2 separate regions of the Homo sapiens genome follow, and region 2 is linked to region 1. A link is a contact called in ENCODE Hi-C or POLR2A ChIA-PET data. All regions are on one chromosome and are shown on one strand. Each heading gives the region's core, a stretch centred on a gene start or an enhancer-like site at or near the end of the contact. The rest is flanking DNA. Distances are from core to core; before and after follow the strand shown.

The links. A loop is a pair of places that touch in the nucleus more often than their neighbours do. ChIA-PET counts read pairs that join two places held with the same protein, here RNA polymerase II (POLR2A). Pooled maps may share reads with other maps.
Region 2: a loop to region 1 is called in a map of heart right ventricle, with 2.6 times the contacts of the local background. The contact joins two enhancer-like sites. A Hi-C loop is called at or near these places in 5 of 168 maps with a recorded cell type or tissue (Caco-2, heart left ventricle, heart right ventricle and 1 more), 1 of 37 single-sample maps with no recorded cell type and 5 of 50 pooled maps. POLR2A ChIA-PET finds 5 or more read pairs at or near these places in 3 of 52 experiments (H1, PC-9 and WTC11).

What each region holds. Positions count from the first base shown.
Region 1 is chr18:7,366,350-7,372,164 of GRCh38, forward strand. No RefSeq gene overlaps it. Among named protein-coding and RNA genes, the nearest start is that of LRRC30, 140 kb to the left of the region's middle. Within about 2 kb of position 4,250, at least 15 of the 41 ENCODE cell types and tissues checked have a DNase peak (open chromatin) inside an H3K27ac peak, as active enhancers do; they include heart right ventricle, where a contact is called at or near this core.
Region 2 is chr18:7,411,448-7,416,508 of GRCh38, forward strand. No RefSeq gene overlaps it. Among named protein-coding and RNA genes, the nearest start is that of PTPRM, 150 kb to the right of the region's middle. Within about 2 kb of position 3,209, at least 7 of the 41 ENCODE cell types and tissues checked have a DNase peak (open chromatin) inside an H3K27ac peak, as active enhancers do; they include heart right ventricle, where a contact is called at or near this core.

The sequences.
Region 1 (5,815 bases), core at 3,000-5,499:
GCAATTGTGGGTGCTATTAAAGCGGACAATAGAGTGATACTACGCAGTTGCAGTGTGTGGGAAAGAGCTCTATGTTGACTTCCTTTGCAGGAAGGATACTGAGTAAAAGATCTAATGATTCTAACCTCTACCAAGTATTGCCTCCATCTCCCCGCCAGCCCTGGACAAAGTGCTTCCCAGGCTTCATTTCATGCAAGCCTCACAACCACCCTCTACAGTGGTTTCATTTTCCTAAGTGCTTTCATTTTCCCTATCCTACAGGTGAGACACGGTAAGGAGCTCACCTAAAGGCTCCTAGTTAATAAGTGGCAGAGCCAGGATTTGAACCAACACCGTTTGGCTCCTGAGCCTGCACACAGAACCACAGCACTGCCCACCTGGAACTGTGCACCGACAGCCTGAGCTGCACAGACTCTAAGCTGCTGCCCCCTCTGGCTTATCCCAGCAGGCTGTCTGCCGCCAAGCTTAGCCTCCATGTGTCATTTGTATCCCCATGGGAAGATCAGGGTAGCCACCAACAGGGTAGTTCCTGGCAGCAACTCAAGAAAGGTACAGGAGCTAACAGGCTGTGGCGACCAGCAGGCCCCATCCCATGCCCCTCGGCCCCTGTTCCAGCTGCTGCTGTGGATGGCACGACTTGCCATGCTGCCAGTGGTGCCACTCCAAGTGCCCTCTGCATCTTTTACTCCTTTTAGCCCCAGGTCTTTCTTCAACGCCCCCAGAGCTCACTCAGCCAAACAAGACAACCCTGAAGTGGGGAGAGAGAAGGAGAGGGAGCCATCCATCAGAAAGGGTTGGGAGTCAGTGACTAGAAAGAAATAGAAGGAAACCCAGAGGCATATCTATAATTTCCTTAGCGGGACCCCAGTGGAGACTGAGCCCCAGTTAGCCACGGGTCAGGCAGTTCAGCAACACCTGGCCACCATGTGAATTTCGCCATCCCCCCTTTCTCTCCCGACTTCTTTCTCTTGCTTCCTGGAGTTACCTAACAAATAAACTACCCGTGCACAAGCTCTTGTTTCCTGTGGAGGAAACCAAACTCAGGTCTGCAGGCACTCCCAGGCAATAGCAGTACTGGCAGAAATAACCAAGTCACTAGAACGGGCTCCGAGCGGCTCCCTGAGTGCCTGCCTCCACTCAGACACCTCGTTGTCCTTGCTTGCCCCTCTGCTAGATGGCGGTCGGGTTCTCTGAAAGTAGAAGCTACTTTGGAGTTTGGAGGACAGGATGGGCTTTGCAGATGGGCACCTGTTTTCAAAAGGAGAGGACAAAGCAGGATTGGGTAGAAAAAGTCCAAATGCAACTCAGGCCCTACCAAGCCAGCAGGGGGGGTCTGGAGCACAAATCACCCTCAGTGTTATCCTGGGTGGGGCCAAAATGGCCAAATGGCTGGGCCTTTATACCCTCTCCTTGCTGGGTAACTGACTGCAAGTTGCCCAGGAAGGGTGAGACCCTGGTAAGATGGCTCTCTGCAAGCTCTTTCCTGAGGGGACCTGGGAGGTGCAGCTGTGTCTGGTGCACTGTAAGACAATGCTGTTTGCTGGTGGACACGTCTGTGCCCTGCTCTCCCGCTGAGGGCGGAGACCTGATGTTTTGTCTTCAACAACTGGAACATCCCCTAGCATGAGTGGACAGCCAATAGGGGTCAAATGATTTAATAGCTAGTATTAACTATGGAAAAGCCCGGCCAGGCGCGGTGGCTCACGCCTGTAATCCCAGCACTTTGGGAGGCTGAGGCGGGTAGATCATGAGGTCAGGAGTTCAAGATCAGCCTGGCCAAGATAGTGAAACCATGTCTCTAGTAAAAATACAAAAAATTAGCCGGGCATGATGGTGGGCACCTGTAATCCCAGCTACTCGGGAGGCTGAGGCAGAGAATTGCTTGAACCCAGGAGGCGGAGGTTGCAGTGAGCCGGGATTGCGCCACTGCACTCCAGCCTGGGTGACAGTCTCAAAAAAAAAGAATAATAATAATAATGGAAAAGCTCCCAAAACAAGCTTCATTTTACAGGAAGAAAATATTGGAGCCCAGAGGGATTAAGGAACCCGCCTGAGGTCACACAGCTAGGAAGGGCAATGCAGCATCTAAAGCACTTCTTTGACCCCCAAGTCCTTAATCCTTCCTCTGCTCTTAGAAACCTGAACCAACAGTATTAAACATTTTCTCATTTTGATTCTCTGCTGGATACCTGCAGCCTGCCAGATTTCCAGCCATATTAAAAATAATAATGAAAAAAAATATCCAGACCCATTAATCAGCTCTGTTCCCCAGGGCTTGGAAGGACACAGTTTCAATGCTCTGCACCCAGTCAGGAGGGAGGAGGCTGAGCTGTCACCATGCAACTTTCAAGAACTGTGGTGACTGGAGGGAGCCAATCACCATAGTTCTTGAAAGTTGATCCCAAGCTCTGGTTTTAAAAAAGACTGTTTAGACCAAGTTCACATGCTTATGCCTCTGGGTTGATGAAATGATCAGCCCATACCATTTCTAAGCAACTCTCCCAACTCTGGGGAGTCACATTCAAAGGCAGGAAGGTCCTTTGGAACAAAACTATAGTAGAGCTGGGGACACCCAAGGAACAAAAAGGGTTACATATTTATCTACCTGCAGTGCTCCATTGTGGGTTCCAAGAGGTCTGCTCTTTTTCTTGCCAAGACCAGAGGGATGTGCCATGTTACCTTGACCATTTAGAGATGGAAACCACACTGTGATTAGAGACCTGGTCTATCACAGATTCTATCCAGCCCCAACCCCAAACACTGACAGATCAAGCCACCAGCTGCCATTCCAGGGGAATCAGATGACGAGTTCCTAAGTTTGGCCATCTGCAGGATGTAAGAAGAATAGAAGGAAGCTGGGCTTTGGCAGCCTGTGTTTATAATTAGCAGTGTAATGGTTTTCAGGGTGCTCGCTGAACGGAGCGTGCGTATTCCTGCTGCACCGCTGTATTGTGATCAGGGCGCCTGATTATTACAGATGTGTGTATGGAGCCAAGCACCCATTCCTATGAGGAAAGCTAAATAGGTGCCCTATTTAGGTCATGCCCATCAGGCTCAGTGGAGTTACCATGATGGGCAGGCAGAAAAGCCCGTAAGTCCAAGGCATGCAGGGGCCTGGGCGTGTTTACAGCACTCACATCGTAGGTCCCTTATTATTAATGTTTACTCTGTGCCACTGTTTGGACCCCATTTCCCTGAAATATTTCTAAATCAATGAAAAAAAAAAGTTAGAGCACAGCTGGGTTCTTTGACCTCCCTGGAAAGCAACTCCCAGAAAAGACTTCACCCTCTCCCATTCCAGTGTGCAGGAGCCATTCCAGCGGACAGGACCGTACACGCAGGTGCTGAGGAAGATGCGACTATCAACAAGGCCGCTACCCTCAAAGTGAGGAGGGTCCCCCGCTGCAGCAAGCCATGGCTCCTTATCTGCCTGGCTGATCCTGTGCCCCTTCTCACGTGTGTGGTTTCTCAGATGGATTGTGCAGACAGTGGGGGGGTAGGGGTTCCACCGGAGGAGCACAGTGGCTACTGAGAACACCTTTTCAGGAAGCATCCATCTAGGTGTGGGGACAGAGGGCATGAGGGCCGCAGGCAAACACAGGCTTGCACACAAATGCAGGTTGCCTTCTTCTTTTATCTGCAAGACACAAGGAAATGATCAGGAAGGTCAGAGGGCTCTGGGGGCTCAGGATACTGAGGATGGGCAAGAAACAAAAGGACGATGCTGAAAGGAACTCACTATTTAAGACCCATCCACTTTCCCTCCCCGGCCAGGTGTCTGACTCGCTCCAGACTCACAACCTGAGGACCTGGCCCCAGTCCACACTCTGCCCTGAGCTGCTCTCCTCCCTCTCCTCTTCCCCTGTCACAGCTTCCCCCACCATCCCTTCCTCCCTGGCCTTATTAATGACATGTAAATATCACTCTGATGACTTTGCTGGTATAATCGGTTACCAGCATATTCTGCAAAGGATTCAATTAAAATGGAACCAGAGATCAGAGAGGCCTGGGAAGATGGGGGGCTATTGCCAAATTCTTCTGACTGGGGGAAAGCAGCACTCCCCACCTGTGCCACCCAGAAATGGTGGCCGGCCTGGTGACAGCAGCCAGGGCAGCTTAAGCAGGACACAGCAACCACCCTCAGAAACCCCCCGGGGCTGCTGCTGGTGGGAGAGTGTCCTGAGAAGAGCAGGAAAGTCATCTGCTTTCAGGAGAAGACGTCATTTTTTCCCAGCTGCTGATGGGAGGGGGCGGGGTAGGGACTCATAAAGGCAGGCACAGCCAGATATGGCCAGCGTTTTGAACAAACATCTTATGCCTTGTTTAAATCAGAGACAGTGCAGATAAAGATGTATTTCGTCCAACTCTTTGCTCAGGCTTTAGCCCTAATTCTATCGCAAACAATGTTCATTGTTTAATGTCTTTATATTCAGAAGTTGTTCCCATGCATATCTGCAAGGGAAGAAGCAGAATGCTGATAGCATTTGTGAGCCGTGCTGGCCCGGCAGGTTTCGGGAAGAAGAATGAGATCAACGCTGGAGTGGGAGGGCCCCACTCAGGGACCGGATTCTGTGCAGAGGCCAGACCTCAAATGACATGGACAGCTCCACGCTGCCTGCTCCTAGGTCCCACAGAGCAGAGACGGAGCAGCTAGGACCACAGAGGCCTTTTCCGGAGCCAAGTCCTGGCAAGGAGGCCAGGTGGAGGAAGAGGAAGGGGCGCGGCTTCCTGTCTGTGTATGACTCCTCCAAAGTAGGGCCCTGGCCTGGGCAGGAAAAAGATGGCCTTCTCTGATACGAATGCTATTTAATTGTTGGAAACAATAGATCAGGGTCTTGGTAAAGGCATTATTTGAACTCAAATGTTTTGCCGAGTTATGAAAAAGGTGATTATGTGATCTTGATCTGATTAGGGTGGAACGGAGCTAAATGATGGATGAAGCAATTGCTTTTTTGAAATACCAAAATTACAGCAAGGTTGGGCTTAATCTTTGCAGCTATTCACTGAGATTTCTGAAACAGTTCAGGGTAGAGTGCAAATAGTATATTAAGAAGAAAAGAATAAAATATATTTGCAGTGGAACCTTATTGCTACCTATCCCAGATGGGGTGCACTTAGGAGGCCCTTGGGCAGCTGGCCCGGGTGTGAGAGAGAGAAGCATGGCCCGTGGGTGAAGCGCAGAGTAGAGCAATGGAGGCGAATGTGGAAGACAGAATGTGACGCTGGATGTGGCCCAGGAATCAGGCCTCTCCTTAAGTCTCCAGACGAGGAAACAGAGCTAAAGCATCTTGCTGCAAGGCCGTCGATATATTGATGGCACCACCAGTCGCAGGCCCAGTTCTTCTAACTCCTAGTACAGGGATCACAGAGAATTGGGCCGAGCACCGGGGGCTCCTGGAGGGGGCTCCATTCCCAGGGTGGTGCCAGGTGGGTGAGGCCTAGCTTGGAGAGAGAGAGAGAAAGACAGAAACTGAATTGGTGATGAAATTCAAAAGGTTAGATTGGTGATAAAAGAAGATCAAATGCAAGAATGCAGGGAGGAAGGAAGGAAGGAAGATAGGTGAGGTCAGAGAGAGTGCAGGGCTAGAAGACATGTGCTGGCAGCATGAGGGTTCAGGATGGGTCCCTAGGGTGACAGTCACAGGTCCTAGATGCTCTCCCACCAGGGTATGGCCACAGTGATGCCACTGTACCCCTTAGAAATTTGAAAGTAAGGCTGGGTGTGGTGGCTCATGCCTGTAATCCCAGCACTTTGGGAGGCTGAGGTGGGTAGATCACCTGAGGTCAGGAGTTTGAGACCAGCCTGGACAACATG
Region 2 (5,061 bases), core at 1,959-4,458, 44 kb after region 1:
TTTAGTAGAGACAGGGTTTCACCATGTGGTCAGGCTGGTCTCGAACACCTGACGTCGTGATCCACCCGCTTCAGCCTCCCAGAGTGCTGGAATTGCAGGCGTGAGCCACTGTACCTGGCCTCTTTCTGTCACTTCTAACAATTTTTTTTTTTTTTAAGACGGAGTCTCGCTCTGTTGCCCAGGCTGGGCTGCAGTGGCACGATCTTGGCTCACTGCAAGCTCGCCTCCCGAGTTCATGCCATTCTCCTGCCTCAGCCTCCCCAGTAGCTGGGACTACAGGCGCCCGCCACCACATCCGGCTAATTTTTTGTATTTTTAGTAGAGATGGGGTTTCACCATGTTAGCCAGGATGGTCTCAATCTCTTGACCTCGTGATCCGCCTGCCTCGGCCTCCCAAAGTGCTGGGATTACAGGAGTAAGCCACTACGCCCAGCCCTTTTTTTTTTTTTTGAGACGGAGTTTCGCTCTTGTTGCCCAGACTGGAGTGCAATGGCACAATCTCGGCTCACTGCAACCTCCTCCTCCTGGGGTTCAAGCGATTCTCCTGCCTCAGCCTCCTGAGTAGCTGGGATTACAGGCATCCACCACCACACCCAGCTAATTTTGTATTTTCAGTAGAGACGGGTTTCTCCATGTTGTTCAGGCTGGTCTCAAACTCCTGACCTCAGGTGATCTGCCTGCATCGGCCTCCTAAAGTGCTGGAATTACAGGCGTGAGCCACCACGCCTGGCCTTTTCTAACAATTTTTGCTCTTCGTGTTTTGAAGACCTGTTGTTGGATGCACAGACATTTCAGATTACCATGGTTTCTTGGTTTGTTATTTCATTATTATGTAATGTCCTTCTTAGTCCCATGTAATTTTCTTTGCTCTATAGTCTGTTTTATTTTATGATGTTAATATAGTGGTTTCTAATTTCTTTTGATTAATGTTACATGATATGTAATTTTTCATATCTTTAATTTCAACCTACCTATACTTGAATATATCAGATATGTTATAATGAATATATTATATTCGGTGAGTTTATTTTAGTCAATGTGTAGTTGGACCAATTTTTTTTTTTTTTTTTTTTTGAGATGGAGTTTCGCTCTTTTTGACCAGGCTGGAGTGCAGTGGCACGATCTTGGCTCACTGCAACCCCCGCCTCCCAGGTTCAAGTGATTCTCCTGCCTCAGCCTCCCGAGTAGCTGGGATTAGAAGCGCCCACCACCACGCCCAGCTAATTTTTTTTTTTTTTGTATTTTTAGTAGAGACAGTGTTTCACCATGTTGGCCAGGCTGGTCTCAAACTCCAGACCTCATGATCCGCCTGCCTCAGCCTCCCAAAGTGCTGGGATTACAGGTGTGAGCCACCGCACCTGGCCATATCTGTTTTTTAATTGGTGTATTTAGAGCAATTAAATTTACATTTAATTTAACTATTAATATGTTAAGGCTTAATTCTGCCATTTTACTATCTTTCATTTGTCCTCATTTTCTGTTCCTTTGTTTCACTTTTCCTGCCTTTCTGAGGTTACCTGAACATTTTTTAGAATTTCATTCTGATGTATGTAAATTTCTGAGGATATATTTTTGGGTAGATATTTCTGTGGTTGCTCTAGGTCTTACACTTTACGTATATAAATTTTCACTGCCCATTAGTGTCAACATTTTATGTCTGAGTAAAGTGTAGAATCCTTTCCTCCATTTAAGTTACATTTTCCCTCCCCTACTTTATAGTATAATTAGCTTAAATATTTTCTGTACATATACTGAGAACCAGATCAGACAATGTTATACTTTTTGTTTCAATCATCTAACATAATTTAGAGCATTCAAGAGGATAGTCTATTATATTTATCTTTTTTTTTTTTTTGAGACAGAGTCTCACTCTGTCTCCCAGGCTGAGCGCAGTGGTGTGATCTCGGCTCACTGCAAGCTCTGCCTCCTGGGTTCACGCCATTCTCCTGCCTCAGCCTCCTGAGTAGCTGGGACTACAGGCACCCGTCATCATGCCCTGCTAATTTTTTTTTTGTATTTTTAGTACAGACTGGGTTTCACTGTGTTAGCCAGGATGGTCTCGATCTCCTGACCTCGTGATCCGCCTGCCTCGGCCTCCCAAAGTGCTGGGATTACAGGCGTCAGCCCCCGTGCCTGGCCTATTTATCCTTATTTTTTTATTGTTCTTTCTTCATTTCTAATACTCCATATTTCCTTCTTTTATTATTTCCTTTGTGTTTGTTTGTCTCCAATAGGCATTCAGTACATTTCTGGACGTACAACAGGGCTACGCCTGGATAAACCCATTGAAGGTTGAAAATACTGGAAGTTGAAAATGCACTTTTTGACTTACAATATTTTCAACTGACTATATACAATATATAGTCATACTGTATACACTATATGTATAGTTTTATAGATACATAGTTTTATAGACATGCATATAATCTACATTGAATTGCAAATTATAATGATTTTTATTTTGTGGATTTTATTTTTTAAGAATTTTATTCATTATCCAAATGTATTATTATTTTTTTACTTGACAAGTAAAAATTGTATATACTTATGGTGTATGACACACTGTCTTGGTATATGTATACACTGTGGAATCGCTAAATCTGGCTATTTAACATATGCATTACCTCACATACCATTTTTGTGGTGAGAACACTTCAAATCTGCTGTCCTAACAGTAGTCAAGTGTACAATATGTTGTTATTCGCTGTAGTCATCCTGATGTACGTTGAATGTCTTGAACTTACTCCTCCTGTCTAACTGAAATTGTGTGTCCTTTGACCAACATCTCCCCAGTCCACTCCCTGCCCCAGCCATTCTACTCTCCTCCTGTGAGTCCAATTTTTTTTTGGTTCCACATATAGTGAGATCATGCAGTGTTTGTCTGGCTGTGCCTGTCTTATTTCTCTCAGCATAATATCCCAAAACACTCTTGATGCCTATTTTGTACCCAGCACTGGGATGAATGCTAGAGCTACTGCCATACTTGCTAGTCAGAGGAGGTCCTGGAGCTGCATTCAGGTTCATCCTTGGCAGTAAGAAGACAGCATAACAGGGCACAGTGATCTGAGCAAAATAAACTGGTGACCTGGCAGAGCACAGGGAGGAGGGGGCTGCTCTAGACTGAGGGATCCAGGAAGGCCTCACTGAACTCTAAGGAGGTGACTGTTAGCCAGGACCTAGCAGATGACAGGAAGTTGGTCTTATGATGAGAATTCCAAGCAAAGGGAACAGCATGTGCCAAGGTTCTGAATTGCAAAAGAACAGAGAGAAGCCAGAGAAGCGGGTGGGACAAGCAGGCACAAGCCAGAGTCTCACAGCCTTCCAGGCCACCGGCAGACAATCCAGATTCACAGCAACACTCTCAACAAATGAACTCCAGGGGCAGAATAAAACTGTACATTACTGCAAAATTGGCAGTGTATGAATTTAAAATGGCCCTGCTTTTTGCTGCCACTGGTAAGGTGCTTCAACCTAGAGAATGTGCAGAGAAAGACAAGAAGGAAAGAAAAGAGAATGACAAAGACAAGAAGGAATGGAAAGAGAATAACAAAGAAAAGGAGGAGGACAGAAGATGGCCAGAGAAGTGGGAAGTGATAAAGAAATGGAAGCCCCCACATGCTGGAGCCTGCTCTCTTGAGCCACAACTTCAGGACCCCAGACAATTGTCTGCTTTCCGTGGGGAAGTACCTGCTGGCATCCTGGAGCTGCTACTTAAGCTAGGGTTACCCAAGGGCCCCCAGGGGGATGGGGGGAAACCTCAAAAGTATTCTAGTGTTTCCTGGCCTAAACCAGATCAAGACCAAACAAAGGACTTTCTCTTCAGGGGCGGTGTCAGTATTAAAGCCAAAGATAACCCTCTCTGCAAAAAGGACAGCTCAGAAACAGGCCAGATGCTTCACCCAGGAGGCAGCCAAGTGGTGGGAGGGGGATGGAACTTTATCAGGATAAGAAGATCCAAGTTCAGCTCCCTTTCTGAAGCAATGAGTGATCTTGTGTAAGTTACTTTATCTCTTTGAGTCTGAGTCTGCATCTTTCCTTTTTTTTTTTTTTTTAAGAAACTGGATCTCACTTTATTGTCCAGGCTGGAGGGCAGTGGTGTGATCTCAGCTCACTGTACCCTCGAACTCCAGGGCTCAATCGAACCTCTCACCTGAGCTTTGCAAGTAGCTGGGACTATAGGCATGCACCATCATGCCCGGCTAATTTTTGTATTCTTTGTAGAGATGGGATTTCAGCCTTGTTGCCCAGGCTGGCCCCAAATTCCTGGGCTCAAGCGATCTACCTGCCTCCCACAGTGCTGGAATTACAGGCGTGAGCCACTATGCCTGGCCTGCATCTTCCCATCATTAAAATGGAAACAATAGTACCTGTTTACAGGCTTGCTGTGAGCTCAGCCTGGTCAATACTTCCGGGGCCTAATTTCTGTATCTGTAAAATTGAGTTAATAATGCCCACCTTTCCTAACTCACAGGCCTATTGTGAGCCCGAAACACTTTGGACTTTAGAACAAACGCTTGACAAAGGAGGAATGGCATTATGATCTTCACTTTCCATGCTAACTTAAAGGTCAAGGGAGTCAGAGTCCTGAAATTATCATTGTCCAGAGCAGGTTCAGCAGACTATTCCTGTAAGGGACCAGAGGATAAATATTTCAGCCTTTGAGAGCCATACAAACTCTGTCACAATTATGCAGCTCTGCCGTGGCATGAAAGCAGCCACAGACAATGAATAAATAAATGAACGTGGCTGAATTCCAGTAGAACTTTATATGCTCACTGAAATTTGAATTTCATACAATTTTCACATCAAAAATGTTATTTTTTCCTGGCTAACACGGTGAAACCCCATCTCTACTAAAAATAAAAAAAATTAGCCGGGTGTGGTGGTGGGCGCCTGTAGTCCCAGCTACTTGGGAGGCTGAGGCAGGAGAATGGCATGAACCCGGGAGGCAGAGTTTGCAGTGAGCCGAGATTGTGCCACTGCCCTCCAGCCTGGGCGACAGAGCAAGACTCTGTCTCAAAACAAAACAAAAAAACAACAAAAAAAGTTATTTTTTTTCCG